Regions from separate parts of the Mus musculus genome. Here all the other regions are linked to region 1. A link is a loop called in an ENCODE intact Hi-C map of the cell type or tissue named here. Cell type or tissue: left cerebral cortex. All regions are shown on one strand.

Region 1 (4,000 bases):
GTAATCCCAGTTCCAACCTACACCCCCCCCACCACCCCCCCACACGATGAGATAAATCTTTTTTTTTTCAAAAGGGAAAGTATGCAAGATCTCACAGTCAGATATCAGCTAACTATAATCACTCATTGCCAATGCCGCTAGGACGCTGGATTTTGCCAATGGGGGGAGGAGGGCGGAGCGGGGTTAGGTGGGGTATCAGCTTGTTTCAGGGTTGAATGTCGTTTGAAAGAAGTCTCCGTGGGCCAGGAGGCCAGGAGACTGTTCTATCAACAGGAACCTGGTTTCCCCTGCTCCACCCACACTTCTCTTCTCGGGAGCAACTAGTTCTAGGTGTGTGAGACCCGCCCGCGCGCCACCCGCAGACCTGCGCTTCTTCCAGGACCTCTGTGAAACTCGCTGCCAAACACAGCTGAGGTAGAATACGCGCCCGCCGCGCCGCTGGTGAGTGTAGGCGGGAGAGCCCTGCGCTCCTGAAGGAGTCATCCTAGTAGCTGGGAACTCGGCAAGAGACATAGGAAGTTCTGACAGAGGAGACCAGCCTGTGTTGCCCTTCTAGGGAGGGAACCCAATGCTCTCTCAAGCCTCTTTTCTTGTGGGATCAGGAGGGAGGGGACAGCCCACGGGTACCAAGCTGCATCCTTTGACCTTCCATTCCCCTCAGACTGGCTTCTCCTTGCATCCTCACTCTCCCCTAGCGGTGCCAGGTCCCCTAAGGACACTCCAGATCTGGGATACAGATATTTCGCAGGAAGAGCAGGTCAGGCATGCTCCCCGCCAAATGAATTATTCTCCTCTGTTCCCCGCAGGACGAGTACCCTAACTTATCCAGAGGTTGCCAGAGGCACCCAAAGCTCGAAATCTTATCCAAACAGTTCAACTTGGACAACTTCTTGGAATGGGGATCCCCGTGCTCTCTGGGGAAAACCGCGCTGGCTGCCCACACATCAGGAGAGGACACCTCGACTTTTCCGGGGGGAATCCCCCTCAGAATCCATCTCTCTTGGCAGCGAGGTGTCCTAAAGAAGCAAATTAAGAACTCTCCAAACAGGAGTGCGCTTCTGGAGTGGGAGGTCGTGGGCAGGAGCCAAAGCGCACAAGTTCAGCACTCGTTTTGGACAGAGAACTCCGTCCTTGTTTCCAAGTCAGAAAGCTCTTGTCCACTGGGGAAAAAAGCAGGGACTGAAAGTCGCTGGGAGGGAAGTCCTTAGGCGTGGGTCGGAAAACTGAGGTGAACTGCAACGCTCGATCTTTGAGCCATGTCGGTGGGAAACTATTCTTTCTCCGGGGCGTGGGGGGCTGGGAGACTTCCCTGGCAAAGCAGTCGACGTAAGCCCAGCTGCTCTGGACTCTATCCCTCTGTCCCTAGGCAGCCTGGAGAACTTGGTACCTCGGACAGCAGCCGGGGCGCACAGCATCCTTTGTAAGGTGCGGTCTTATTTTGCCCCCACCAAGTCAAACACCAACAAATTATTTCTCTGACCTTTCTAATACAGATGAAGGACATTTTAATTACATAACCCATGAAAGATCACCGGAGGCAATGTCGTGTTTGAGAACCGATGGCAGAATAGCTGCATAGCATAAAAAGACAGAAAACTTGCAAATCTGCAACGAGATTGCGCAAGGCTGTCCCTCCTCTGGAAACAACATGTGAAATGTATGGAAAAAAAATCTTACCTTTCGGACTCCAAAGCCGTGTTCTGCTGCAACTTGGCGAGCCTCTTCCTCTCCGTCTTTATGCAACTCCACAAGAAAATGATTCGTGAAGACGGGTCTCTCGGCAGACGCAAAAACCATCACACAGAAGAGGAACCCGGCCGCCTTCCACTGGGATCCACAACCGCCCTCCATCCTTCTTTGGGAGTGAAAAGTGGGGCTGTGAGGCGCGCAGGGTGGTGGAGCAGGGGACGAAGAGGGAAGATGCAAATAAAAAATAGGTATGTAGTTTTTGTTTCTGTTTTTCTTTTTTTTTTTTTTTAAAAAAAAAAATCTTTGTATAGCAAAAGAGGCAGAAAAGAAGCTTGGCAAACAGCAAATCTGTACGCTGTCCACCAGCAGCTGGCTGCCAGGGAAGCCGGGGAGTCGCGCAGCCCGGCTGGCTGGCAGGGGTGCGAATGTGCGGAGCTGTGTGTACCCGAGAGAAAGAGCTAGTGTGTGTCTGTGCTTGATGCTAAATCTGCATTTTCAGCTCCTCCTCGGCTCCAATTCTAGAGGGCTGGAGGCGAGCGCCAGCCCGGGTGACGCGCGCCCGCCAGCGGCCAATGGAGGCCAGAGGATCGGCGGGCCCCGCCCCGGGCCGCCCCGAGCCCGCCCCCGCCCGCCCCCGCCCTCCCCTGCCCAGCTGGCTGCCCGGGTCCCCGGGGGCGCCGCGAGCCCGCGCCCCCGCCAGCTCGGAGCGGCTTTGCTCCGCCCGACCGCTGCGCGCCCAGGAAAATCCCCCCCGCTGCCACCCACTGCCGGCGCCCGGTGATGTCATTGTTTGTGGAAATCTGCACAGCTCCGGGCAGGGAATTACGGTGCGTGCCGCTTCAGAGGCCCCGAGGGGAGCGGGGGGGCCCCCGGCCGGCCGGCCGCTCCCTGTTGCTCTTCTTTGCTAGTCTGAGCTACAAAACAACTCTCCTCTCTTTTCTCTCTTCCCTTCCCCTGTCTTCCCTCCTCTCACTTCTTTCTCCTCTCTTTCCCTCTCCACACCTCTCCCATTCTCCCAATAACAAAGCAAATTTGATCCTTCCCGCCCCCTCCACTTTGGGCAAATCCCAGGCTGGGAAGAGCATCCTTCTAGAGGTGACTCATGGGGGCAGGAAGGAGCTTTTTCTCTGTTCTTTTCCCGGTGCTCCAAGGAGGCCAGAAACTAAACATCTGGCAGTCCAGCGGGAGTCCGGACTGCCCTCCCCCCACCTGCGATGGCTATTAGAGACTCCTCTAGAGTCAGCGCTGCACCTGCATCCCAAGACTGCCAAGGGAGACGTGATGCTTATGCTGGGAGACAGATTCTTAGACTCTGGGTTTGGGGCTGCATCAGGACCAAGAATGTCAGAGTTTAAGGAGGTATAGTCATCCATCCCAGGCGTAGGTCAGGATTCCTGCTAAGAGTCTGGCTGCATGATAATTTAGGCTGAGTAGGCAGGGGGCAGCTGTTGTCCAGGTCCAGTTAACTGCTGAGGTCTGACTTCCCCTTCTTGCTCTAGTGTAAGGAAGTAGATCCAGTCTGCTGTAAGGAACTGAGAACCATTGCTCTAAGTAATGTAAATATTAGCTGTTATGGAGTATATTTACATCGTTTTTTTACCATTTAACACCAAAGTTTAAAAAAAAAGTCCTGTTATAAATTGGATAGTCAGGAAGATGCTTTTTCATGGGAAAGAGCGGAAGAAAAGGGAAAGAGAGAGAGAGAGAGAGAGAGAGAGAGAGACTTACTTGACTTGACACCACACCCAGCTACACCCACCCCACTCTCCTCCTTAGCACAAAATCACAGTGTATACAGGAGACACAGGAATGGTGGACAGGAGAATGCTTACTGTACAAGGCACATCGTCTTCACTGACTTAGCTACTCCCCAGCATTGCTAGAGAAGTATAAGCAAGCTCTGCGGATGGGTTCTATCCAGCTGTAGTCTTCAGCATACCACATCTTCAATTTTGATTGAATTCCTTTAAGACAACCAGGAAAGGCAATGGGGAGGTTTGGTAGCGAGGATTCCAGAATGGAAGCAAGGGTTTTAGAAAATTATTAATGAACTAACAGATCAGCCTGGAAGCCTCGGCTTGGAGCTGCACACATTAGCTCATTTCTGCCAGGAATGCTTTCTTATTATCACTATGTTGTACCACATCACCCAGATCGGGCTATAGCACAAGGATTCCTTACCCAGAGGCCTTCAACTTTTCCTCTACTTTTGTCTTCCTTACAGTTCATCCACGTTTTGAGCCAAAGTACTGGTTTAGTGTGAAGCAATAACCACATGGTCCCTCCTGTTCTGTATTGTCATTTGAGAAAA
Region 2 (4,000 bases), 140 kb before region 1:
GCCCACCAAAAACGATAAATTACAACTCAACTATGTATGTGCCTATACACATATATGATTATATGTATATATGCATTACTGGGCATTTCTGAAGCCCTGTGACCTTCCAGGGAGGTAGGCTTGCCTCAGCACCCCAATACTGGCCTGGAGCAACTATAGGACGTATAGTCTCACTGCTACAGGTATGTAGTCTTCAGGATGCCACAGCTAGGGTCTTTGCCAGTTATATTCCTTAAAGTCAACGGTTTTCAGGACATTACATTCTTATACCACTTTATATATACCCTGTGTGTGTATGTGTGAGCATGTGTGTTGGAATTCATTAATACAAAGAACCTTTAAAAGGTCCCAGCAGATGTGTGGTTCTAAGTCTGGAGAGACAGCCGCTCTGTGCCTCTTTTCTAGACCTTTTACTGTGCAAAGAATTTAAGTCGAGCACCCCTTCAGCTTATGAAGGAAGAAGTCTGAATTCACCAACTTGTTTCCCCAATTTGGTCTCACAGGGAGGCCTTTATTCCCAGGGCTCACCACAGGGACACCTTTATTGCCTTCTATGGACTCAAATCCTGTTGGACTCATTGCCTCGAATAACTTCTGTGAAATAGTAACTTTCCTTCCCAGGATCTCTGGGAAGCAAGTACAACTACCAACTGCCATGGGGGAAGTTTGAAAGTTCTCAGCTACATGCTGCTTCTAGCAGTCGAGGAACAAAGGACCCACAGCAGAGCTGATGTGAAGGGCTGTGCAGGGATGACCTCACCCATCACTCCAAACTCAATTAGGCCGGGAACACACTAATGAAAAGACTGCTAAACCCGTTTCCGTAAAATTAATTGTAATTCCATAAACGAGGTTTTAATGGAAACCGGTGATGCTTTAGGGTGCCGTAGTCCCTGGACATCATCTGTCTTTGCAATCAGGAATCCCAAGCCTGAAGCCCGCCTTCTGTGTCCATACCTTCATATCATAGGCGTGCTTCCGCAGAATGTCCTCCCAAATATGTGTTACACATAACTCCAGAAGTGTGTTGACTTCATGCACATCTATTGCTTTTATTTTCTGGGTTTTTGTTCAATTCTAATTCATAATTATACTTAATTTTTTTTACATAATTAGTAATCATATTGTTGGTAAAACCATGCATTCTTTCTTCCTGGAGTGTCTTACTATAAAACATTTTAATATGCTACCACAGAGCCATGGTATTTGAATTTCTACACCTCCATAGAGTCAGGGACCAACTATTTCCCTTTTATTGGATGTTTAGCTTGTTTTATATTGTAACTGAAATAAACATGACAAGAGAGATTAAATGCAAGCCATTTTTAAAGAGCTCTGGAGAAGATTTCAGTACTATAATTATATGTGTGATACGTCCCCTAATTTCAGAGTAATGTTTTCCTAGTGTCTAAAGGATTTGTCTCGCTATAGCTAAAAGATCACCCAACTTGCCATCCCTTCTCTATGCTTTGAATTTTAATCTATTTCATGCAGAACCTGTCATCACCATTTGGGTGGAGTCCCAGTGACATTTGCATGACTTAACCATGGCTTTCCCCCTCCTAAAACACAATGCACAGTTAACTTAGATTCATAGGGTTAGAATGCCTCCCCAAAGTGTACCATCGATCATTTGTACAAATGTCTAAGCAAAAACATGGGAAAGCAGGAGTGCATAAGTCTTTTTCTTAAAACTAAAGGGAACTGATGGATACCCCACAGTTCTGATTCAATTTTTACACCTTCCTTAGTCATGGGTGCACATATGGGACCCAAATAACTCCACCTACTCCCTACTCCTTCTGGTTCTCAACTGAGAATTTCTCAGTCAACAGATGTTTCTTGTGTGTTTAGGGCACTTCTTGTAGGTACAGTCCAAGGACAGAACAGAAAGTAACCCGGCATGGTTACTTACTACTTTATAGGGAACAAGGTCTGTTCTTTATCTTCTATCTTTCCAACAAAACTATGGAATATTGAAGGGACTCTAACCTGCATGGCTCAGGCAGGCCCTGTCCTTTTTCCCTCCATTCCCTCTGCCTTGCTAAAACCATTAGACCACATTCCTAAAGCTAGGCCCCAAGCTCTATTCCCTTATTTGGCCAATCCCTCACACTGAGGCTTACTACCAAGGTCCAGCTATCAAAGTATTGAAGTCCAGCAATTAAAAGCCCTCTTTGACTCACCTAATTAACACGCCCAATCAAAATTAAACACCTAACGTGGGTTTTCCTTCCTTTACCTTTAGTTTAATTTTTCTTTTTAATTTTAATTTAATCTAATTTTTTACTTATTCACTTTACATCCCCGTCCCGGTCACTTCTTCCCACAATCCTTTCCCCTCCTCCCTCCCCTTCTCTAAGAGGGTGGGTCCACTGGTTATCCCCCCAGCCCTGGCACTTCAAGTCTCTGCAAGGATAGATGCTTCCTTTCCCACTGAGGGCAGACACTGCAGCCCAGTTAGAACATATCCCACGTACCGGCAACAACTTTTGGGATTGCCTCTCCCCCAATCCCCGCCCACCACCACTCTAGTTGTTCAGGACCCACTGGAAGACACAGGAAGACCAACAGTGTCAACTAACCCAGAACCTTTGGGGCTCTCAGAGTCTGAACCACCAACCAGAGAACATGCACAGGCAGGACCTAGGCCTCCTCTTTACCTATGTGCCACCACTGTGTCCTCTCTACCCAGAGGCAGTCCTTTGTCCTCTAGGACAAACCCCTCTTCCCCCTCTCCCTTGCCCCTCTTCTCCCCTCTCCTTTGTTCCCTTCCCACTCTTCCTCTTCGTCTACCTTCTGTCTTTGTTCCTGATACCAGCTCTTTGTCCCTCTGCGGCAAACACATCTCCTCTGTGCTGAGAATGCTTCCTGAGAACTTGGTCTGAGGACTTGGTCTTGGGGGTCCTGAGCCAATACTTTCCCACCCACTGATCACTCAGAGCTTCAGAAGCCATTGCCCCAGCGTGACAGGATGGCCGGGTCACTGAGGATGACCGATTGATTCTAACTTTCTATTAAGCGACACTGCTGTTCTCTAAGTCATTTAGCACAGTCAGCCTTCCAGAATCTGGGTCAGCTTAAGTGGGGAAATAACTGGCTAAGGACTGGACTACTTTCCCTGCTGGGCTGATAATTAAACAGCTGTTAATTATCATGGAATGTGCTGGGTTGGGAGGAGCCAGGAGAAAGGGGAGGGAAGGAGACACCTGCCTCCCACAGGGTGAGAAAGGTTTTGGCTTGAAGAGAATGCAAAGGAAAGAAACTGAAACAGATGGACAGGTCCGGGTTCTTTTAAGTACTGAGGTTTGTCAATCATGCGGTAAACTTAGAACATAAGATGGTGACACTTTGGTTCTGAGCCACCAGCATAGGTCAGGGAGTCAGGAGCAGATGCACATCTCAGCTCAGACCGCAGGGACCACAATATCCTGGGTCATCACTTGCTCTTGTAGGATCCACAGCTCAATAGTAATCACCAGCAGACATTTGGGCTCCAAGTCTGACCATTTGCTTCTGTCAATCATAATCTGAATAAAATTACTTGCATACTTGTGGGTTATGCTTTTTAAAACTCTACCTCTGGTCCGGAGAGATGGCTAAGTGGCTAAGAGCATTAGCTGTCCTTCCAGAGGACTCAAATTCAGTTCCTAGCACCAAAGTGAGCAGTTCACAGCCACCCCTAACTCCAGCTCCAGGGAATCCAGCATCTCCTTCTGACCTCTGAGAGTACCCACAGGTATGTGGGACACACACACACACACACACACACACACACACACACACAGAGAGAGAGAGAGAGAGAGAGAGAGAGAGAGAGAGAGAGAGAGACTTAAAAATAGATAGCAACAATAACAAAAACTCACCATTCTATCTCTTCTGCCAGACATCATCCAGTAGCTATGGGACCCTGTGCTCCTATAGCTCCTTAAAACACCCATGAATAATGAGTTGTACTAACTTGGACTTTGATTTGTTGACTGTGGCATTGACTGTGTCA
Region 3 (4,000 bases), 160 kb before region 1:
GACTCTACAAACCGTGTATCTGTTTGGTATAAGATACAGAGTAGATGCAACAATTCATGTAACATACAGGGCCAGGGACACTGTAAATAGCCACACTGCATCCTTACTGGCCAGGGTGAATCAACAGAAATGAAAGGGATCAAGCACCAGGGGCTAGCATATCTGAAGGCAAAGGAAGGGAGAGAGCAGAGATGCAAACACAACCTGGACCTCAGATTCTGTTAACTCACAATCAACTCTGCACAGGAAGGGAGATGGGGTTGTGAGCTAAAGAACTCTCCAACCCAACTGTCACGGAGTATTGGATAATCATGCCTGCTTGTGAGTGATTAGCTGGTGTGTTCCTGAACCACACTGTTATGTGCAGAGGACATTTGTTCTCTGTAAGGAGCTCAGCAAGGGACTTCCTGGATCAAATGGCTCAGTATCGATCTGGTCACTATTGTGGACACTTATGCAGTGACTGTGGACTTTGCACTGAGCCACTGAAGGGAGGGATGGAAGGAAAGGAGGAAGGGAAGGAGAGAGAGATAGGAAGAGGAAGAAGAAGAAAGAAGAGGAGGTATGGTGGAAGAGGAGAAGGTATGGTAGAGGAGGAGGAAGAAGAGGAGGAGGAGGAGGAGGAGGAGGAGGAGGAGGAGGAGGAGGAGGAGGAGGAGGAGATGCAAGGTGGGTCCAGCATCTAGACCAGAACAGAACAGCTTGATACCTTTAACACTCTGGGAGTCATTCTCTGCTTTCATGCCTGAAAGCAAAAACGCCATGTCCCTGCATCAAACCCTCCTGGCTCCTCTGCCCTTAGAATGACATTTTTCTCTCAAGCTGGCAAGATGGCTCAGTTGGGTAAGAGCACTGACTGCTCTTCCGAAGGTCTTGAGTTCAAATTCCAGCAACCACATGGTGGCTCACAGCCACCTGTAATGAGATCTGACACCCTCTTCTGGTGCGTCTGAAGACAGCTACAGTGTACTTATGTATAATAATAATAAATAAATCTTTGGGCTGGAGCGAGCAGGGACTGAGCAAGCAGGGTTGATCAGAGCGAGCAGAGGTCCTAGAATTCAATTCCTAATAACCACATGAAGGCTCACAACCATTTGTACAGCTACAATGTACTCATATACATAAAATAAATAAATAAATCTTTAAAAAAAAGAATTACACTTCTCTCCTCCCCATATGAGGCCAAGGATGGCCTAACTTTCATGGCAGTTTCAACCTTTTCCCTGCCCCATGATCTGAGATTTGTGAGACGCTTCCATTGGTTTCCCATTGTTTTTTGAGGTATGATTTTACTTTGTGTCTCAGGCTGGCCTTGAACTCATGCCAATCTTCTTGGTGCTGAGATTACAGATGTGAGCCCCTTACTTAACTTCAGCTGATGTGTATTTTTCTTGATAGATCAACAAAACCCTGATGTTTATATCTGCAATGTGCATAATTACTCTCTCCTATGACTATGAAGGCAGTTATAGTCTTCTTGAGAAGGGCAACCATCACAGTTTAGACATGGGAAAACCTAGGACCATTAAACAGTGCTTTCTTCCCTCCCTAGCAGCAATTCACAGAGAGTCCTCAAACATTCTGAGTGTCTTAGACATACACCAAACCTCTTACTTAAAAACTTGGCAATGTTAGGGCTATAAAATGCAAGTGCTATAAAACCCTCTCTCCATAGCTTAATGAAAACATCTCCCACACACTGTAATACATCTTATTATTCTATCCAGCAGATTCTGTATCGTGGAGAGGGTACGTACAGGCTACATGGAAAGATCAGTCCTCACCATGATACCCAGGACTGTGTGAAAGAACACTGCTAAGAGCTCAGCCCTGGCTTCCTGTACTTGGCTTCAGGTTTTAATTATTGGTTGGTAATTAAGGGTTCTTTCTCTGTGAAAAATAATTTCCTGTAGGTTGGGAGCTAGCAAGGTTACCATGTGGGAGAAGCTAATCTTATTTTTGCGTCAGAGATTTTTTTTTGGCTTGGCTACATAGGATGGAAAATTTTGCTTAGCCCAAATCTCCAGACTGTTCAACTGTAAGGTCAGCATCGTCCTGTTCTTCAGGAGCTTCCCCTGAGAGGATTGATTAAGAAGTCAGGGTAGCAAGGAGCTAAAGGGATCTGCAATCCTATAGGTGGAACAACAATATGAACTAACCAGTATCCCCTGGAGCTCGTGTCTCTAGCTGCATATGAATCAGAAGTCGGCCATCAGTGGAAAGAGAGGCCCATTGGTCGTGCAAACTTTATATGCCTCAGTACAGGGGAACGACAGGGCCAAGAAGTGGGAGTGGGTGGGTAGGGGAGCGTGTGGGGGGACTTTTGGGATAGCATTGGAAATGTAAATGAAATAAATACCCAATAAAAAAAAAGAACAAACAAACAAACAAAAAAAAAAGAAGTCAGGGTAGGGAAGCAAGCCAAGTCTAGATGTAATTTCGGGAAAATTCCTGAAGGGGGCGCTAGAAGATGTACACATTGTTCAGCCTGACATGGGGACTCACAGTTCAATAGCAGCCAAGAGGGGATGGGAAATCCCAAGCCTACTAGATTTCTATATCTGGAGGGTAATGAAGACTTTAACATCCCCATGGCAATTTTCCAAAAAAAGAGTAAATGCTGGAGTTGGAGTAAAAACCAGTCCAAAGCAACGGGGAAGGCACAGAAAATGGCTCAAATACTCAAATATATACTTTAGAATATTCAAATACATACTTCAGTTGTGAGAGTGATACCTGCAGTCACTGAGACACACTGGAGAGCTGAGTTCCAAGATTAGCTTTGCTCTAACTTGCACCCTGACCTCTGATAGTCTGCTGACCACCCAGCCTCAGTTTCTCTCTCTGTAGAGTGAGAGTCTGGGCCAGGACTTCTGGAAAATCCTCTACTTCTTACAACCTTGGCTTCAGCACGGAGAGCCCCGTCTGTCTACACATTTGCAGGACATTTGTTTTAACCATATACCTGGAGGGCCTTGAGAGGAGATGAAGATTTTGCTAGCTGTGAATTGTTGGTGTATCCTTAGAGCACTGGTGCCTAGGAGGACCCAAGTTCAAGGTCAGCCCTGGAACTCAGCCTTTTAAAGCAAACCATTCTGGGGCTGGAGAGATGGCTCAGTGGTTAAGAATACTTGACTGCTCTTCCCGAGGTCCTGAGTTCAATTCCCAGCAACCACATGATGGCTCATAACCATTTGTAATGAGATCCAATGCCCTCTTCTGGTGTGTCTGAATATAGCTACACTGTACTCACATACATAAAATAAATAAAATCTTAAAAAAAGACACCCTGTCTCTAATGGAAATGTGTCTGAATGTGCTTAGGAAAAAAAAAAAAAGCAAAACATTTCTCTACCAATTTCCCCAAATAGCCTTAAATTCACACTTAGGTCAAGAGCAGTTTTAGCTTTGAGAACACTCATGCTAGAAAAATGGGGAGGGCACAGACGCTCCTATCTACAGAATGAGGCCCAGGAGGCCCATGGTGTGGATTTTGGTCACATGGATCATCTCAGTGTTCATGCCATCTGGCTCCCTGTGCCTCTCAAGGGTGTAAGCTGCTAGATTTCCATGAGGAATAGATTGGGGAAATCAGGCAGGTCACTGCTGGCCTCAGAACGGGCTTACTGGTGTTCCCATGAACTGCTGGGGTAGTAATGCCCCACACTCTAACATTACCCACGTCTTGACCTATCCTCCCCACAATCCCACTTTCTACCTTCAGGGCCAGAAAAGTGGGTTGAGTCCTCATGTTCTAACTCGACTCCGACCCTTCATTAATCTTCATGCCTCTTTTTAACCTGGTGTCTGCTTTCCTTTCTTGATTTAAAGAATATGTGGTTACATTTGGCACAGCTGGGGTTATGGTTAATGGTAGACGGAGCACCCATCACAGGCTCATGAGTTGAATACCTGGCTCTCAGATAATGGCATTGTGGGAGGTTCTGAAACTTCAGGGGATGAGATCTGTCTGGAGGAAGTGGGATCTTGGGGATGC
Region 4 (4,000 bases), 310 kb after region 1:
GATAAAGCACACGGGCCTTTAGAGGACAATTTGGACCCAAAATATAATAGAAATCATGGTCATAACCCTTGGAAGTTATTCTAGGCTTTTATTGATTTATTATTTCTCAGTTGTTAGAACTTCAGCAGTGATCAAGAGCTGTAAGTGCTTAGATTTAGGCCGAGTGACCAGAAAAACCTATTGAATGAAAAAAAAAATTAACCTGTAACAAATGAAAGAAAAATAATAGCAATTGTAAGAAGTAACACTCGCCAGTCTGTTTTCTTGGTAGTCTTAAGGAGACCGTATCAGTCTGTTGTTATACATTTGCATGGCGCTTCCATATGTGCCATGTGCCTCACCACAATATTTAGGACTTATCCTCACAACAGCCTGGGGAGTGCAGCAGTGTGATTATTTCGGTTTATTGTGGAGGTGGCTGATGTGGCATATGTGTCCCAGCAACCCTTAATTAACTAAGGGGAATGTGGAAAGTTTGACGTTCCCCGAGTATTCAGTTTATACAGCAAACATGTTTCTGACTTAACTGACTGGCTGTTGGACCAAAGTAAATAAATGAAACAGATGTTTTAGCAACATGTTTTCACAACTTCAGAGTGTAGTAAGGAATTTTAAAAATGTCATTTCATTTGTCTTGGATTGTAATCGGCGAGTCACTATTAAAATTGATGTCCTGTGGGTTTTCAACTTGTTGAACCATGATATAGCCTAAAACATGGAATCCTAGAGACTTTTGGGTAGCATAGCATACTGTCTTAGTCAGGGTTTCTATTCCTGCACAAACATCATGACCAAGAAGCAAGTTGGGGAGGAAATGGTTTATTCGGCTTACACTTCCATACTGCTGTTCATCACCAAGGAAGTCAGGGCTGGAACTCAAGCAGGTCAGGAAGCAGGAGCTGATGCAGAGGCCATAGAGGGATGTTCTTTACTGGCTTGCCTCCCCTGGCTTGCTCAGCCTGCTCTCTTATGGAACCCAAGACTGCCAGCCCAGAGATGGCACCACCCACAAGGGGCCTTTCCCCCTTGATCACTAACTGAGAAAATGCCTTACAGTTGGATCTCATGGAGGCATTTCCTCAACTGAAGCTCCTTTCTCTGTGATAACCCCAGCTGTGTCAAGTTGACACAAAACTAGCCAGTACACATACTATCTTGGATTCTTCCAGAATCTGATCTTGAGATTCCATCAGTGACCATAGTTATTTAGAGGGCAATTTTCTCTTTTTTTTTTTCCTTTAATTGAAAATAGATTTTTTTCCATACAATATATTTTGCTGCTTCTTCCTTAATCCTTCCAGTTTCTTCTCATCTCCCCTTCTGTCAGGATATGCATCCCCTCTGTCTCTTTAGAAAACAAACAGATGTCTATTTAATAATAAGTAATAATAAATTAAATTTAAAAAATAAAAACAAACAAATTAGGATGTAACAAAAGAAGCAAACAAGGAAAAAAGCCAAAGAAAAAGCAGAAAAAGTACATGTAGACACAGAGACACAGTCACACATGCCCTGTGCACATGCACACACACACACACACACACACACACACACACACACACACACACACACACACTCACTCACACACACACAGGGATCCTGTAAAAACACAGAACTGAAAGCCATGACATACATGAAAAGAATTTGAAAAGTAGAAAAAATGCCCAGACACAAGATTATGAAACAAAGAAACTCCAGATTTACTGCAGAGTTCATTGTCTGTTGACCATCTACTGCTGGACATGAGATATACCATTCAGAGTGACTTGTTTCCCCAGTGAAAATCCCTTGAAGAGAATTTAATTTTTCATTTGCAAATGGTTATCAGTTGGAAGTGGCTGCTGGATTAGGCACAGGGTGGGGGGTGGGGGTGTTGTGTCCACTTCTCCTTTCAGCTCCAGAGACCCAAAAGGTACAGACCCTGTGCAGACCTGGGTAGGTGCTGTGCATGCTGCCTCAATCTCTGTGAGTTCATAGGTGCTGGCCAACCCCTGTTGTGTCTAGAAGCCTTGATTGCTTGGTGTCCTTTATCCTCTCTGGGCTCGTGCACTCTTTCTACTTGCACAGCGTTCTCTGGTACCTGAGGAGAAGATTCAATGGATACAAAAAAAAAAAAAAAAAAAAAGATTCTGGAGAAACAGTGTGAGAAATGGGAAAGATGGGCCAGTCAGGGTACGTTGTTGCTCCAAATGTTTTCCCAGTATAGGCCTATGGAAATTATGTAAGATGCACACCGAAGGGTTATCCTGTCTAAGGAGCAGGAGAGCTGGCTTGTTTATACTCGGAATTCTGTGTGCCAGGCCTGACACCCATTCTTTAGGTGTCTCTTTTTGGGGCTGCTTAGGGCTTGGATAGAACAGCTTTCTGCAATTCTAGAGCAAGCTCTCAGTGAGACAATTGAGATGTGGGTGGTTCAAAGTAGGTTGCTAGCTGCTCTGAAGTGCTAAAGCCCAAGGAACTTGAGCAGAGTACAACACGGTTGATTGTACATACTTTATAACACCATAGCCTAGTTGCCTTAAGGTACTTATAGAAGCCTATTTATATAATTTCATTTTCTTTTTTTTTTTTCTAGTTGGGTGCAGCGAACTTTATTGATGGTATTCAAGGGAGTAAGTAGGGCTCCCTAGGTTATGGGGGTCTGGGATAGAAACTGTGAGGGAGATGCTCAGTGTTAGGGGCCGAGTTTAAATTAACTAAATCTAGCAAGGAAAACAGAAGAGGGAGTCAGGTTATATATCAACCTATGTTCAGTCAGGAGGCAGAAGAAACTTTAGGGATTGAACAAGAAACACCTAAAGGATTCCTAACTGGTATAAAACAGTTAATGAATGTCATTTTAAAATCTTCTAAAGAGTTCTAAAACAAATACAAAACTCAGCTTCTATCTAGGCAGAAATTTAAAGATATCATCTGTAATCCATACATATATATAATATATATTATATAATATAACATATAAAATATAACATAACATATAGCATGTAACATATAATATACAATATGCAATGTGTAATATGTAACATATGTGTAATGCATAATATGTAGTGTGTAGCATTGGCATGTAACATGTAGCATGTAATAGGATATGTACCATATGCCATATAATATACAATATATAATATATTATTTTATATATGTATGTGTATATGATTACCATCTGTTTTATATATATGTGTATATAGATAGATATAGATATAGATGTAGATGTAGATATAGATATAGATATAGATATAGATATAGATATAGATATATAGTGACCAGTGGGCTGATCAGTAGAAACACCAAGATATAACTAGAGAATTAAGACTTTCCAGCCTTCTCATCCCCAAGGGATTGTGCTGACAGGCAAGCTGACCACCAATAGCCAATGATTTAATCAGTCATAATGAAGCTTTCATTAACAACACCCCTCCCCCAAAAAAATCCTGGGTTTGAAAAGCATCTGGACTGTGGAAGATGCAGGTGTTGCTGGAGGGTTGTGTGCCCCTCCCACATGCCTTGACCTATATATTTCCTGTCTGGACTCATAATATCCTTTACTATAAACTTCATTAACAACCTAGTAGACATGAATGAAGTGCTTCTCTAAGTTCTATTAGCCAGGCTAGGAAATAATTCCAACTTGAGGAGGAGAATTAAGGTAAGCATGAGAATAGACAGTTTATAGCCAACTGATCACAGAATAGGCTACAACCTACTGTTTGGACTGGAACCTGAAATGGGTAGAACGTCTACAAGGCCAAACCCTCCACCTAAGAGATCAAATGCTGTCTCTAGCAAGATGGTGCCAGGGTGAAATGGAATAAGATGACATCCAGTGAATGTCCATTGGAGAAGTGCTTGCTAAATTTCCACATGTATACATCTGCTCCCAGAAGCTTTAACTACTACACCAAGTGAGAAGGAAAGAACAGCAGAGAAACCCCTGGTTTGTTTACCAATAGCAGACAGGGAGAAAAGGAAAGAAGGTTGTGTCGCAGACACTGTTTGAGACATG
Region 5 (4,000 bases), 430 kb after region 1:
AGGTTTGCTCAGTCTGCCATCTTATAGAACCCAGGACCACTAGCTCAGGGGTAGCCCCACCCATAATGGACCTGACCCTCCCACATCAGTCATGAATTAAGTAAACGCCCTAATGGCTTGCCTACAGCCCAGCCTTATAAAAGCACTTTCTCAGTTGAGGGTCACTCCTCTCAGCTTGTGGCAAGTTGACATAAATCCTGCCAGCACCTAGAGAAATAAAAGCCTGTTGGCCATCAGAGCTGAGAAGCATTCGGGCGATCTCTAGAGCTTTTGGTTGTCTCTGTGCCCTCTGTCATCACCCCCTGAACACATCAGTCCTGTAAAAATTCTTGACTTTGATAGTCAGGAAGCCAAATTTAAGAGAAACTGCAATTCCAAATATATAAAGGAAAATCTGTTTTTTCCTGAGTTTAGTGGTGATAGCAGCATCAGGAGGCTAAGACTGGATGAATGTTAGTTCAATGCCACTCTGGCCTACGTAGTGAGTTTGAGACTATCCTGTACTGCACCACATATAACCTATGGAGGAGGAGATGGGGGAAAGCTAGTCATTATTTGTTGGGCTAAAAGCTCTTTGTACACATTTCTTTTTCTTTTCCTTTTTGCATACTAGCACAATACCACTGACTCATACATTGATTTTAGCTCTCAGTCCTAGGGCTATCAGTGGTGGTCTTCCTGTTAGCAGAGTCTCACGGTGGTTGGTGTAGGGGCCAGAGAAAGAGAGTGTGTGCATATGTCTCTCCTGGTCTCTCTCTCTCTCTCTCTCTCTCTGTGTGTGTGTGTGTGTGTGTGTGTGTGTGTGTGTGCTTTTGAAGCTGCCTGCATTCAGTCACGGAAATGCTATCGGGGTCACTGTAGCTGATCATAATCTCCTGCCAGAGACCCCTCCTATACACACCACAGTCAGGTGCTGGCTGCTTCCACACCCTTAATCACAGTGAAGATTAATGAACACACAGAGAGATCACGGCATTTTAACTTAAAGAAAAAACTTGGTGTGCACCATGAGAGATGGTTTGGGGGCCTCTGTACTGCAGAAGGGATGGGAGAAATGGTGTTTCTTCTCAAAAGGGAGGGATGAGGGGTTGGAGGAAGAGGCGACAAGAATAAAGGGATGGTGCAGGCTAGAGCAAGTGTCATGGAAGGTGGCCAGGATCAAAGAGAAGTGGCACTGCTATGACTCTACTGCAGTACCACTCCACGTCTGTGGACCTCTGCATATCTCTGAAACCTCCCACAAATGCAGCACATTGCTCACCAATGCACCTGCCAGTCAGCTTCTAGTGAAAGTTAAAAAAAAAAAAATGGTTGGGTCTCAGGCATTCTTGGGCAGAGTTGAGAGTAGGAGGCTGTCACTGCAGAAACCCAGAAACAATCTGTCGGAGCAGATTTTGGAACTCGGCCACCTAAAGCTCCCTGATCAAGCTGGTTTACTTGAATGCCTGGAAAGTGGGGTGGGATGGGAGAGACTGCAATGTAGTAGCCATGCTAGGCCATTGCATGTCCCTCCAACATTCCATAGGAACCGTACTGCATTTTCTCATCTACTGGTGGATAGAAAAGGAGTGTGAATCATTTGGAGCAAGGCTGAGACACTAAGTCAGCACGAGACATGGGGATTCCCTCCAGAAAAGCAGAGACATTAAAATCTGGAGGGAAAAATAGCAAGCTTGAGTCAATACAGCAAAGGGGATTTGTGTGCAAAACAGGAACTTAGAAAGGTTAATGGAAGCAGGTCTGCTCCAGAGTTAGGTCTCCCTGTAGAAATGACATTAACTTCCACAGTGCACAGATACAGAGAGTCAAGATGGACAAGTTATGTTGGAGTATGCTGTCATTGATACACAGAAGAGAAAGACACATTTTAGAGATTGCAAGGCTGGTTAGGAAAGAGAATCCTCTAAACTCAACTTACAGCAATCTGTGATGTCACAGCAGGAGAGGCACGTGCATATATCGTTGGAATAATGTGGTTTCTTAGAACACATTCCCCAAGGAGTAAATTCTGGGTTCTATTGTACAGCTCTCTGTGATGCTAGGGAACTGACATGTCTGACCATACTGCATGGCTACCATGCAGAGAGACATCGCTCTGAGATACAGTCAGTCTATGGATTTGGCCAAGGAGATAATTAGTTTATGGGCACTGGGGTGAGTATGATTAGTGAGGCATCTCTGCCCACTCTCAGAGTAATCTGCAGGCCACTTAAGGCAGTTTCCTTTTCACATAAAGAGCAACCAAAGGCAGAGAAGAATCTCCTTTGGGGAAAGCTAGATCTCATTTGCAACTGATGTATGTAAATCTCTTACATTTCCACCTTAACCAAAGCCTCAAGTTTAGGTTTTATGTGTTTGTGGTGCCATCTGCTGGTAAGATGTAGATTTCATATTATGAGCTCTCAATTCAATTCTCCAAACTTTGTTCTTTTACACTGAAAAATTGAGGACTCCAAGTACCTTTTTTTTTTTTTTTTTTTTTTAGATTCATTTATTTATTATGTGTAAGTACACTGTAGCTGTCTTCAGACACTCCAGAAGAGGGAGTCAGATCTCCTTAATGGATGGTTGTGAGCCACCATGTGGTTGCTGGGATTTGAACTCCGGACCTTTGGAAGAGCAGTCGGGTGCTCTAACCCACTGAGCCATCTCACCAGCCCTCCAAGTACCTTTGCATGGAGCATATATATAACATTATCAGTGATACTGTAATTAGGAACTTGGAAAAAGTTCTTATTTGTTTATGTAGGAGAGTAACAACAATTAATCCCATATAAATGTAAATAATTTAAATAAGAATATTGTTCTCCAAATTGTAAAATTATTAAAAAAAGTGTAATATATGCCTTGAGGTTTTATGTGCATATATATGCATATATACATATATACACATATATGTACATATATACACATATATGTACATATATACACATATGTGTACATATATACACATATATGTACATATATACATATATATCATTATATATAACTATATATTACCTAACATATTGAAAGAATGGATATGCATATATATGGAGAGAGAGGAGAGAGAGAGATTTCATATCTGATTCCACAATTCAATCTGTCTCATTATTGTGTTTGGGAGCATTTCTGTTTGCTTGCTTTGTTTTTATTTGTGGGGGTGTTTTGCTTGCATTACATACATTCCTGGTAGCTGTGGAGATCAAAAATGCACATCTGAGCCTCTGGAGCTGAAGTTCTGGATGACGGTAAACTGCCCTGTAGGTGCTGAGGACCAAACCCTGAATCTCTGCAAGAGCAATGAGGGCTCTTGACTCCTGAGCCATCACTTCAACCATTCAGTTGCCTTCACCAATATATATGAAGAAAATCCAAGCTTTTCAGGTAACTGAAGGTATTTTTATTGTATCTGAAAATTTGACAGGGTGAATTCCAGGAGTTTAGGTGCACTGTGAATCTGCAAACATACCATTAAACTTTCACTTCTCTGTAAGGCTAAAGTGCATTGGTGTATAGGTTTAGAATAGATTTTCATCAGTGTGTGATTTTGTGGCATTTTCTCTTTAAGGATAATTTTAAGGTGTGGATAGGGGGAGAATAGAACTCTCTCCCTGTCCTGAATTATGTAGATCACTCACATTTTAGCATATCAGCTTACATCACACACTAGGGAAAAAAAATCTCACTAAATACAGTTCCATCTCCAGTCCCTTGTTTACAAACAGAAATAGCACAGTGTATGCAGGAAGAGGGCCTTGGCATCTCTCTGATGATCCATTCACACAAGCAGCACCTTGACTGACAGAATCCAAGTGTCACTCGCAGAAGCTGAAAAGGCTGAGATTAGCTCACTGACCGCTCAGGCAGACATTTGCTACTTATTTTTAAGTCTGAGATGTATTTGATTTTGCACATCTAAGACAGAGATCTTCGTTCAGTATGTTTAGGGTAAGCTCTGTGGTGGTTTCAGATTGTATCTTGTGGGGAAATTTATCCCATTTCCCGTACCCAGAGAGAT
Region 6 (4,000 bases), 95 kb after region 1:
TTTCCTTGAATATTTACTTCATTGTGTAAAGCCTTTCTTTCTGCCCTTTAAAATGCATAGTACAAAAGTGCTTTCTAGGATTACTCCCTTGTGAAATGTTATCCGAGAACATCTTGCTCCTGAGTACACCCCGAAGGAGGTCCAATTTTTAGTTCCAGATTTTCAATTACTATGCTCAGAGACATTGGTATTATTTTTCAGTTTTTCTGGGGTTCCACGTCCATGATTTATAAAATAGGAAAACTGAAAAAGTTTGAATTTGAAATACATTTTCAGCTTTCATATCTTTCTTATATGTTGAGGTGAGAGACCCTCAAACTGGTGCTGATTAATTACGGACAAGTGCTCGTGCACGGAATTGCTGATCATGGGTCTCTGTGCATCAGTTGTTCCTCATGTAAATGCATTGTCTGTGAACTGTATTGGTGTGCAAAGCAAAGCAAAAGTCTTCATGCAGAGTAATTATCTCTTCAAGGTTTATTGAGAGAGGTTACCTTGGTAACAAGAAATCAAACCTACCTACTTCATCTTAGGGGTCAGAACAAGGTTCTCCATGTAATCCTCGTTTCTGTTCTCCAGGAACAAGCTGTGAAGAAAGCTCAGCAAGAATATTCAAGTATCAGTAGCAAGCAGCTTTTCATCATAGGCTCAGTGCTTCACACGGTTGTCTTGTCATTTTATACAGGCAGGCTTGCTCTGTGAGCGAAGGACAATGCTGGAGGCTCACTGCTTTCATTACTTCTTTGGCACATCCCTCTCTGTACAGCAGATGTGACAGATACCATCCACTCAATGCTCATTATGTGGGAGCACAGTGCCACTGGTGTGCAGACCACATCTCCAGCTTTTTGTAACAACCTAGTGTTTTGGGTTTCTTTGCTTTGTAATAAACACTCCAAACTTGTCAGCCTAAGCCACGTATACAATCTATGATTCTGCAGGTTGGCAGGGACCGGCTCAGCCCAAAGTATGTTCTGATTTCAGTTAGGCTTGTAGTCATCTTACACAATCAACATTTCTCCTGACATGGTCATTTAGTCCAGTTTAAAATTTCTGGCCTGATAGAAGTCCTAAGAGCAGGTTTTCCTTTGATTTTCTGAAATTTGGTAATTTGCAGGGCAAACTATTTTGTCAGTGCTAGATCTTCAGTACCTTGGACAGCTCTGATACAACCAAGTAGGGGCATGGACCTTAGGGCTCTGGAGTTTCTTTCTCTGATTCCTTGTTAATGCTGCTGATCATAACAAGGATTTACCTCTAGTGCACACTTCTGAGAACCTCAGACCTACAGTGTAGGTAGAGATAGGTGATACAGTGTTAGTGATGAGATGTCAGGGTTAGGAGTTCCCAGTCCAGATACCGCTTCAAGTCAGCATTTGCTTCAAGGAATATTCCAGTCGTGAAGACTCCATGCCATGTATTCCCCTCTCACTTCACAGCAGGTTAGCTCTTAAAGCACTGCAGAACAACACAGAAACTTGCTCTACTTTTTCTTTCAAACTAGGAACACACAGTGTTCCCCATACAGCCTCCCACACACTTCACTGAACTGTCAAGGGAAACAGTGTGCTGGAAACTGCTTCAAGCTGGGGTGAAGTCTGGGACAAGACTGTGCTTTGAGTCTCCCTGTCTTTGCTTTGGACTCTATGTCTACAAGATGCTTCAGGCTCGAGGCTATATCTGGCAGCATCTGCCTGGAGAGATCAGCCAGAGGTGGATTAGTAAGAACATTATCAGTGAGGCACACACAAGCTTCTGCTGCATAGTTTTAAATCCACAGTCTAGGTATCCCTTCTCAGGGCTAGAGGAAAACAAAGGTTGAAGAGGCAGGCTGGCTGTATTCAAAGCACCAGGAGGTTTCAAAGGCAGCATAAATTCAGCCAACTAGAAATTAACTTCAAACAAAAGCATAATTTTATATTGCCATTGGCTTACCTGAGAGAAACACAACAGCCCATCAACCCATAATAAGGTTTGTTTATCTCCTGTGTTGATGGGAGTTACAGATGTATAAATACAGTCATTCCAGCCATGTCCTGGTTAGCCCTGAGTTGGATACAGGGGGTGGGGCAGCTGGGAGAAGCTGCTCTTCTAAATTGATCATCTCCCAGGAATTCTGCCAGAAATGCTAGAGAAAGCACAGAGCATCTCAGGCTCCTGGGATCTGGCTCACATAGAGTACTGGAGCTGAAGATGATCTACAGGAATTCTTTCCCAGGCTCCTTACTCACTTTATAAATGCAGAAGCAGAGATTTAGAAATGGAACAAGGCTAGTGAAGGACTTTATTTGCTGATGTTGCTTCATTTTACTGCCCTTCCTGAGACTAGTGAAGAAGAGAGAATATTAGGTCTACCAAGTCAATAAATAATTTCTGAGTACCCACGTCACACTCATAACTTATTATAGAGATGTGGGAACATCTCAGAATGTCTGAATCATGGGCTCCTACTACAGGAGCATCTCAATTCACAGTGTCATTACCTTTAACATCCACTACTGACCACTTTCTTCTATTCTTCATCCTTGTACCTACCCTCTGACCTAGACATCACACCTCACAACCTGTGTCTAGCCTTTCTCCTCCTACTATTGTTTCAAGGGGTCATTGTGCATAATATTGACCAAAGGAACTCCCTTCAAACACTGTGGAATATTGACTCACCCACCTTTGATTAATGATCTCATAACTACTTAGATCCATACTTCTGCTCATCATTTGAGTTTGTCCTCAGTGTGGACTACTTGTCCACTCTTAGATCTCAGAGTTGAGCTTTAGCTCCCCCTATCCCAAGTGTGAGGTCTATCCCAAGACTGTACTTTGGTCATCCTTATATTCATTTTCTTATGATTTTTGTATTGATGTTTCTTCGGCTGGGAATTTTTCTCTCACCATCTACCTGGTGAAAAATCCTCTATGAAGCCCTGGTCTAGAAATCATGATCAGTAAGGACCAAGAGTTCAAGCTCATGATTTCTTACAAATTTGGTAAAGGAAAGAGACAGGGTAAGAAGTGATCTACTGTGCTCTTAGTTCATTCATAGTTATTTGCCTTGATGAGTGATTAATCCTTTAATCCATGTGGGAGTACCATTTTACTTTCTATTCTCAAAGTATATCAATATTCAACCCAGGTCCTGAGGCATTAGATTTTAAATGACAAAAACTCTGTCTTCATATATGCATGCATGCATGCATGAATTTGCACGCTCAAAGATCGATGACCCAGGTTTATTGACTAGCAGAAAAATTTAAGAATACTATTCAACCATTTAGAAGGGGCTTTCTTTGACAGTGTTTGTCAACAAGGTCTTTAAAGGACTGTGCTTCCCAGTCTCCAGGGTACCTGTCTATACCTGAAAGAGTATGAAGATAATTAAAATAAGTTTGTGTCATGTACAAGTGAAGAAAAATCATAGTACATTCATTGAGGTGGGTTTCTTGTTATCAATTCTTTTCAAGAGAAACTTGGTAACATCAATTTTAAGTCATTTTAAGACATAACACATTCATGTTAGCAAAGGTGAACTGCCTTGGCAATTATGTGTCACAGTCATTGAGGGTTCTAGGGAAAAAGGCATCTCTTTTCAACAGTGCATAACTATGAAGTAAATCAGCATCTATGTAAATTAAACGCTAACTAGATCTCGTTGTTAGAGCTAGATTCTTCCCGGATGCTCTCATTTCACAGAAAGAATACAGTACAGACAAACTCAATTCTTCATCCATCTCATTTTGGAAAGCTTAAGGGAAAGGGGTGCCAGAGAACACTGTAACAAAGGTTTACTCTCTTTGTGCCACAAAAGACCAGAACTAGAGGCGTATACTAACTTTAGCTATTCGGATTGCTATTTAATGATATATCAAAATGAAGGATGCTTTCAGCTGACCAGATGTTAATGTGGAAGCTGTAAGTGATGCTGGGTCATCTCCTGAACGATTTAAGAGGAACCATAGTCAGGAAGGAAATAACATCATATTTGAAAGCCAAGAAGAAATTG
Region 7 (4,000 bases), 180 kb after region 1:
AAAGGGCAGATTTGTATGTTTTCTTTACAGCAAAAGAAACTCCTGTGCTCGCTCAGAACATGACAGACATGCCCAAGAATTGGCATCCCTGGAGATAATCAGTCATAGCTGAAGGTTTACAGGGCTTTACTGTAGTTCTCTTTCTCCCGTTAGTTCAGCAACTTCAGGTATTTCCCAAATTCTTTCCCAGAATTCCACAAGTGGATTCAGTTTGCTTTGCCCCCTCTAACAATATTGATCATTTTAAAAAATCCTGTACTTTCAGAAGCTTTCTTTCCCTTCTAATTTATCAGTGCCTCTCAAGTGTGTTTCTTGACCTATTTCACAAATAAACCCCTGCACTTGAGTGTGTATGGAGTCATTCCCTGTGTCTGAGGGTCCCATGCAATTTCTACAGTTCCACTTCGAGAAGGACAAAGTTTAAATTCATCATGATTTGGTCAAGAATGATTTGACTATCAAAACTTCATTCTGATACATTTTAACTTGTAGGATGTGTCTAAGTTCTGAAATGGGCAATGCAAGTCCTATTCTGGCTTCTTTTCCATATGTGAAGTGGGATATGTGCTCAATAAAGATATTCTATGAAAAGCTGCAGGGATGGCTCAAGTTCCCTGAGAGCTGGTGTAGCACTTCTACATAGCTCAGGAGTTGGCAGAACTGAGTTCGGGGGAGAGGGTGGGGGGCGCGTACCATGGTAACATCAGATTAAAAATCCAAGGCTAAAATAGAAATGAGTTTAGAGAACATTATTGTTCAAATCAGGCATGTTTCAGAGTTCACAACCTTCGTTCTCCACCTAACTCGAATCATAGAAAACAGAGACTCATATGTTTCGTTGTGTGCACACAAACCTGGTGTTTACTGGATATTGAAGAGAATGGCATTTCAAAGATGCAGAGAGGGGCAGTGGCTTTCCTTAATCTTTTTCTTGGTAGCAGATTGAATCAGAAGACCCCCCACCTATTCCCTTCCCATTCAGAGTAGTTCTCAATTTCTCGTTTTGATTTCCCCTCCCCTGTAATCTAATTAAAGTATCCATTTGCAACCCAAAGTTAGCAGGCACTTTTGTTCAGCTCTGAATTTCCCAAATGGTCTATACTTGATGATCTGCAAGCAATGACTGCAAAGTCTAACTTTCCCCATCCTTGGTGGCCAGTGTGCACTTCAGGGAGGTTTAAATCCTAAGACTGCAATGCATACACCATCTGTGAGGTGGTAGTTGAATTTCAAGCCATTCTCCCAAATATATCTTATTGCTTTCTCAAGCCAGTCCCTCAGCACCTGGATGAATTAAATTCTTTAGAAAGAACTGAAAATGCTAGATATGTAATTCTATCAAGAAATCATGAACAAAATCATTTTCTGCACAAGTCACAAAGCTCCTAGGAGGAAGGTGGGTCTCTGAAGAAAGTGAGTGAGCGAAGATGAAAATGAACTTTTTCACTGTCAACTCGGTCACCCTGGGAAGCCAATTGCAGTGTTTCTCATGGGAATTTTGCCAAGAGAAATCTTGATTAAGGGTAAGTCTTCCCTCCACACCTCTTAGGGTTTCTAGCAGAGTGCCAGTCTTTTCTTGTGTGAGATTTCTCCCCAAATGGCTCCCTAACTTAATGTACTAAGAACTATTTCTTTCACTTGTCAAATCCTCATACTCTGATTCTACACTATTTCTAATATTATTTCATATATTACATATATAATTATATATTGCACACACATTATCATATTATATATTATACTGTATACAATAAGTTATAATCTTCCTGTCCCCTTCAATATCTTCTTGCTTCTGAGTTTTGACCCCCTCAGATTAAACATGTCCATCCTCCCAAAGCCGACCTCCTTATTCCATACTTTGTCTAACAAGATCTTCAGATGTAAAGAATGAAAATGAACTTTGGCTCATTTTTAACAGAGAAGACATTTTAGTGGAAGGGTATCAGGAGCTCTTGTGAAATAAAGAGGAGACTGGAGAATCAGACTCAGGTAGTGGGGGAAGGTTTAGAGGAGGCTGAGAGATGAGGGGAGTAAGCACAGGCTGAAGAGGGTGTACCCGACACTCTGGATGTGGTAGTGCTGATAACACTGCAGCCACAAATTAGTTCTCCATGTGGCTTAAAGTGCTGGAGCATCTAATTGGCTGATTCTCCTTCAGGTGCCCCAGATCCTGGCATTCTGTCAAGAAGCCCTGAATACTCTAATTTTGTTTGGGTACCTTTAGTTCCTTGTGCAGCAAGAACACCCGCTGTACCCAATGCTTTCAGTGTCCACATTACTCTAAGCCTTTGATTTCTGTGTACCTTGTAAAAATGTCTCTCCACATTTATGTCTTTTGAGGGCTTCTTCTCCCTAATAAAAGTCTCTGTGCCTGCTATGCAGTCGGGCTATTGGAATCGCTCCAAATCAATGACTGACAGGAACGGGTACATACAGATCCCGTGCCGGCCCCCTCATCCTTCAACTGGAATAATTCTGAATGTATTTTGCATTCCCACAGAGATTCAGCTCCTGGGACACACAGGAGCTCCCAGGATAAGCACTTGAGCCTTGCCCTTCCAAGTCTCACTTCTAAACTCCTTCTTTCCTGTTCTTCCTCTGCTTCCTACATGAACCCCTTCTAATCAAATTCTTTCACTGGGGTCTATTTCTGGAGCTACCCTACCTGGGGGAGTTATCCCAGACTTAGCTTGTTAAAATTGTATTCATCCCTGAAGGCCAATGGTGAACGTCTGCTCCTAATGTACTAAAAACCAAGCAAATGTTCTTATTTTGTTTGTGACCACCAGAATATTTAAAATTAAAAATCCTTTAATGGGGCATGGGCACTTCTGGTTGGCAAAATCATTGCCACATCCACTGCCTTTCCTCTGACAACACATTCATTATGAACCTGACTCACGGAGGCTCTTGGGCTTGTGATCTTTGCAAAGGCTTAACTCAAATAAAACCCCTTAATGAAAGTTCCCTGAGCACCAGGCTGAACAAATCCCTTCTTACCTGGACTCTCCACAGCAATATAGATGAAATGTGCAAGATTCTGTCAGAATCCAGTCCTGTTGTGTCGGGGTGCAGGGATATACCTCTCCTGCCTAGCTAGGAAGTCTAGCCAGGCTTCCCCATTTCTCTCCTCCTTTATTCTTTCCTTTTCTCCATTGACATAGGAGGAAATTAACCACTATAACCTGAATTCAGTGGTATTTATTCCATTCAAGTTGTCAAACCACCATCTCTAGTTCTAGAATATCCCTGGCACAATATCAGAAATGCCACACTCATTGGGCGGTTGTTCTCTGTTCCTCCCTCTTGGGGAGTCTCTGGCCACTATTAGGTTTTTTTTTTCTGTGTTTTTGCCCTTAGCACTAGGTGTCCTCAGCACTCAATACATCATTTTTGAGTAGGTGAAGGATTATTTAGTGTGAAACAAGACAAAGGGGAAGATTGGCATTTTTATAGCCATGTGAACTTGAGAAGACTGCTCAAGATACAGGTTGCCTGAGTAAGGTGGGGCTTACTGCCTGTGCAGCCCAATTGGAGGGATGACTTCTGGGTAGTTCCCCTGCAAAATAGGGAAAATGGTAGCATTTACCTGGATATCATGACAATTAAATGGTTAATGTGTAGAGAGCTCTCACTAAAGTGCATAACTGAGAAAACCAGAATTGTGTGTGTTATGACCTACCCTAGTTCCACTCTGAGCAGACAAAGAGTTCATTTACCAAGGGAGAAGCAAGACATTCACCAAGAGATGCTGAGTTGAGTGTCCCTTCATTGACAAGGATATTCATATAGTTTTTGTCCTTGAGTAGACATTTATGTCTCTATTCCACTCCATCACAAGGCTTACCCTACTTTAGTATCCTGCCTTATCAAAATAGTAAGACTTTATCTTAGTCTTAGGTTTGACCTGGAATACAATGAGAATGTAAATCCCAGGATGGTAAACAACATGCTTGCTTTGGGAATCTGTGCTACTTACACTTAATACATAATCAAACTC

The links. Hi-C counts contacts between places; a loop is a spot of excess contacts. Peaks named below come from ENCODE experiments on the same cell type or tissue, not always from the same donor. Only the 100,000 strongest peaks of a DNase experiment are listed, where the experiment ranks them.
Region 2: a loop joins it to region 1, with 6 times the contacts of the local background. A loop is called at or near these places in 2 of 42 quality-filtered maps.
Region 3: it touches region 1 in a loop (3-fold over the local background); 4 of 42 quality-filtered maps call a loop at or near these places.
Region 4: a loop joins it to region 1, with 7 times the contacts of the local background. A loop is called at or near these places in 2 of 42 quality-filtered maps.
Region 5: it touches region 1 in a loop (5-fold over the local background); 6 of 42 quality-filtered maps call a loop at or near these places.
Region 6: it touches region 1 in a loop (8-fold over the local background); 5 of 42 quality-filtered maps call a loop at or near these places.
Region 7: it touches region 1 in a loop (2.6-fold over the local background); 5 of 42 quality-filtered maps call a loop at or near these places.

What each region holds. Positions count from the first base shown.
Region 1 is chr2:143,544,342-143,548,341 of GRCm38, reverse strand. Pcsk2 (proprotein convertase subtilisin/kexin type 2) reads right to left here and starts at 2,209. Exons shown (of 12, transcript NM_008792.4): 1 at 1,678-2,209. The coding sequence starts at 1,851. It overlaps Pcsk2os1 (proprotein convertase subtilisin/kexin type 2, opposite strand 1), which reads left to right and starts at 505. Exons shown (of 3, transcript NR_040354.1): 1 at 505-1,937. In left cerebral cortex, CTCF peaks have their summits at 2,250 and 2,530; DNase peaks (open chromatin) are centred at 1,839, 2,194, 2,442, 2,733 and 3 more places; H3K4me3 peaks cover 3,123 bases; H3K27ac peaks cover 2,992 bases.
Region 2 is chr2:143,681,499-143,685,498 of GRCm38, reverse strand. The region is part of intron 2 of Pcsk2 (proprotein convertase subtilisin/kexin type 2); the gene reads right to left. Among named protein-coding and RNA genes, the nearest start is that of Pcsk2os2, 110 kb to the left of the region's middle. In left cerebral cortex, no CTCF peak of the experiment used is centred here; a DNase peak (open chromatin) is centred at 1,781; H3K27ac peaks cover 3,530 bases.
Region 3 is chr2:143,707,936-143,711,935 of GRCm38, reverse strand. The region is part of intron 5 of Pcsk2 (proprotein convertase subtilisin/kexin type 2); the gene reads right to left. Among named protein-coding and RNA genes, the nearest start is that of Pcsk2os2, 79 kb to the left of the region's middle. In left cerebral cortex, CTCF peaks have their summits at 2,456 (motif pointing right) and 3,255 (motif pointing left); DNase peaks (open chromatin) are centred at 2,517 and 3,485; H3K27ac peaks cover 917 bases.
Region 4 is chr2:143,238,862-143,242,861 of GRCm38, reverse strand. No RefSeq gene overlaps it. Among named protein-coding and RNA genes, the nearest start is that of Otor, 160 kb to the right of the region's middle. In left cerebral cortex, no CTCF peak of the experiment used is centred here; DNase peaks (open chromatin) are centred at 401 and 2,372; H3K27ac peaks cover 750 bases.
Region 5 is chr2:143,112,302-143,116,301 of GRCm38, reverse strand. No RefSeq gene overlaps it. Among named protein-coding and RNA genes, the nearest start is that of Otor, 36 kb to the right of the region's middle. In left cerebral cortex, a CTCF peak has its summit at 2,367 (motif pointing left); DNase peaks (open chromatin) are centred at 1,382 and 2,345; H3K27ac peaks cover 1,253 bases.
Region 6 is chr2:143,449,021-143,453,020 of GRCm38, reverse strand. The region is part of intron 2 of Gm33599 (a long non-coding RNA gene); the gene reads left to right. Among named protein-coding and RNA genes, the nearest start is that of Gm33599, 36 kb to the left of the region's middle. In left cerebral cortex, no CTCF peak of the experiment used is centred here; DNase peaks (open chromatin) are centred at 849, 1,549 and 2,124; H3K27ac peaks cover 1,909 bases.
Region 7 is chr2:143,362,809-143,366,808 of GRCm38, reverse strand. No RefSeq gene overlaps it. Among named protein-coding and RNA genes, the nearest start is that of Gm33599, 120 kb to the left of the region's middle. In left cerebral cortex, no CTCF peak of the experiment used is centred here; DNase peaks (open chromatin) are centred at 621, 1,161 and 2,419.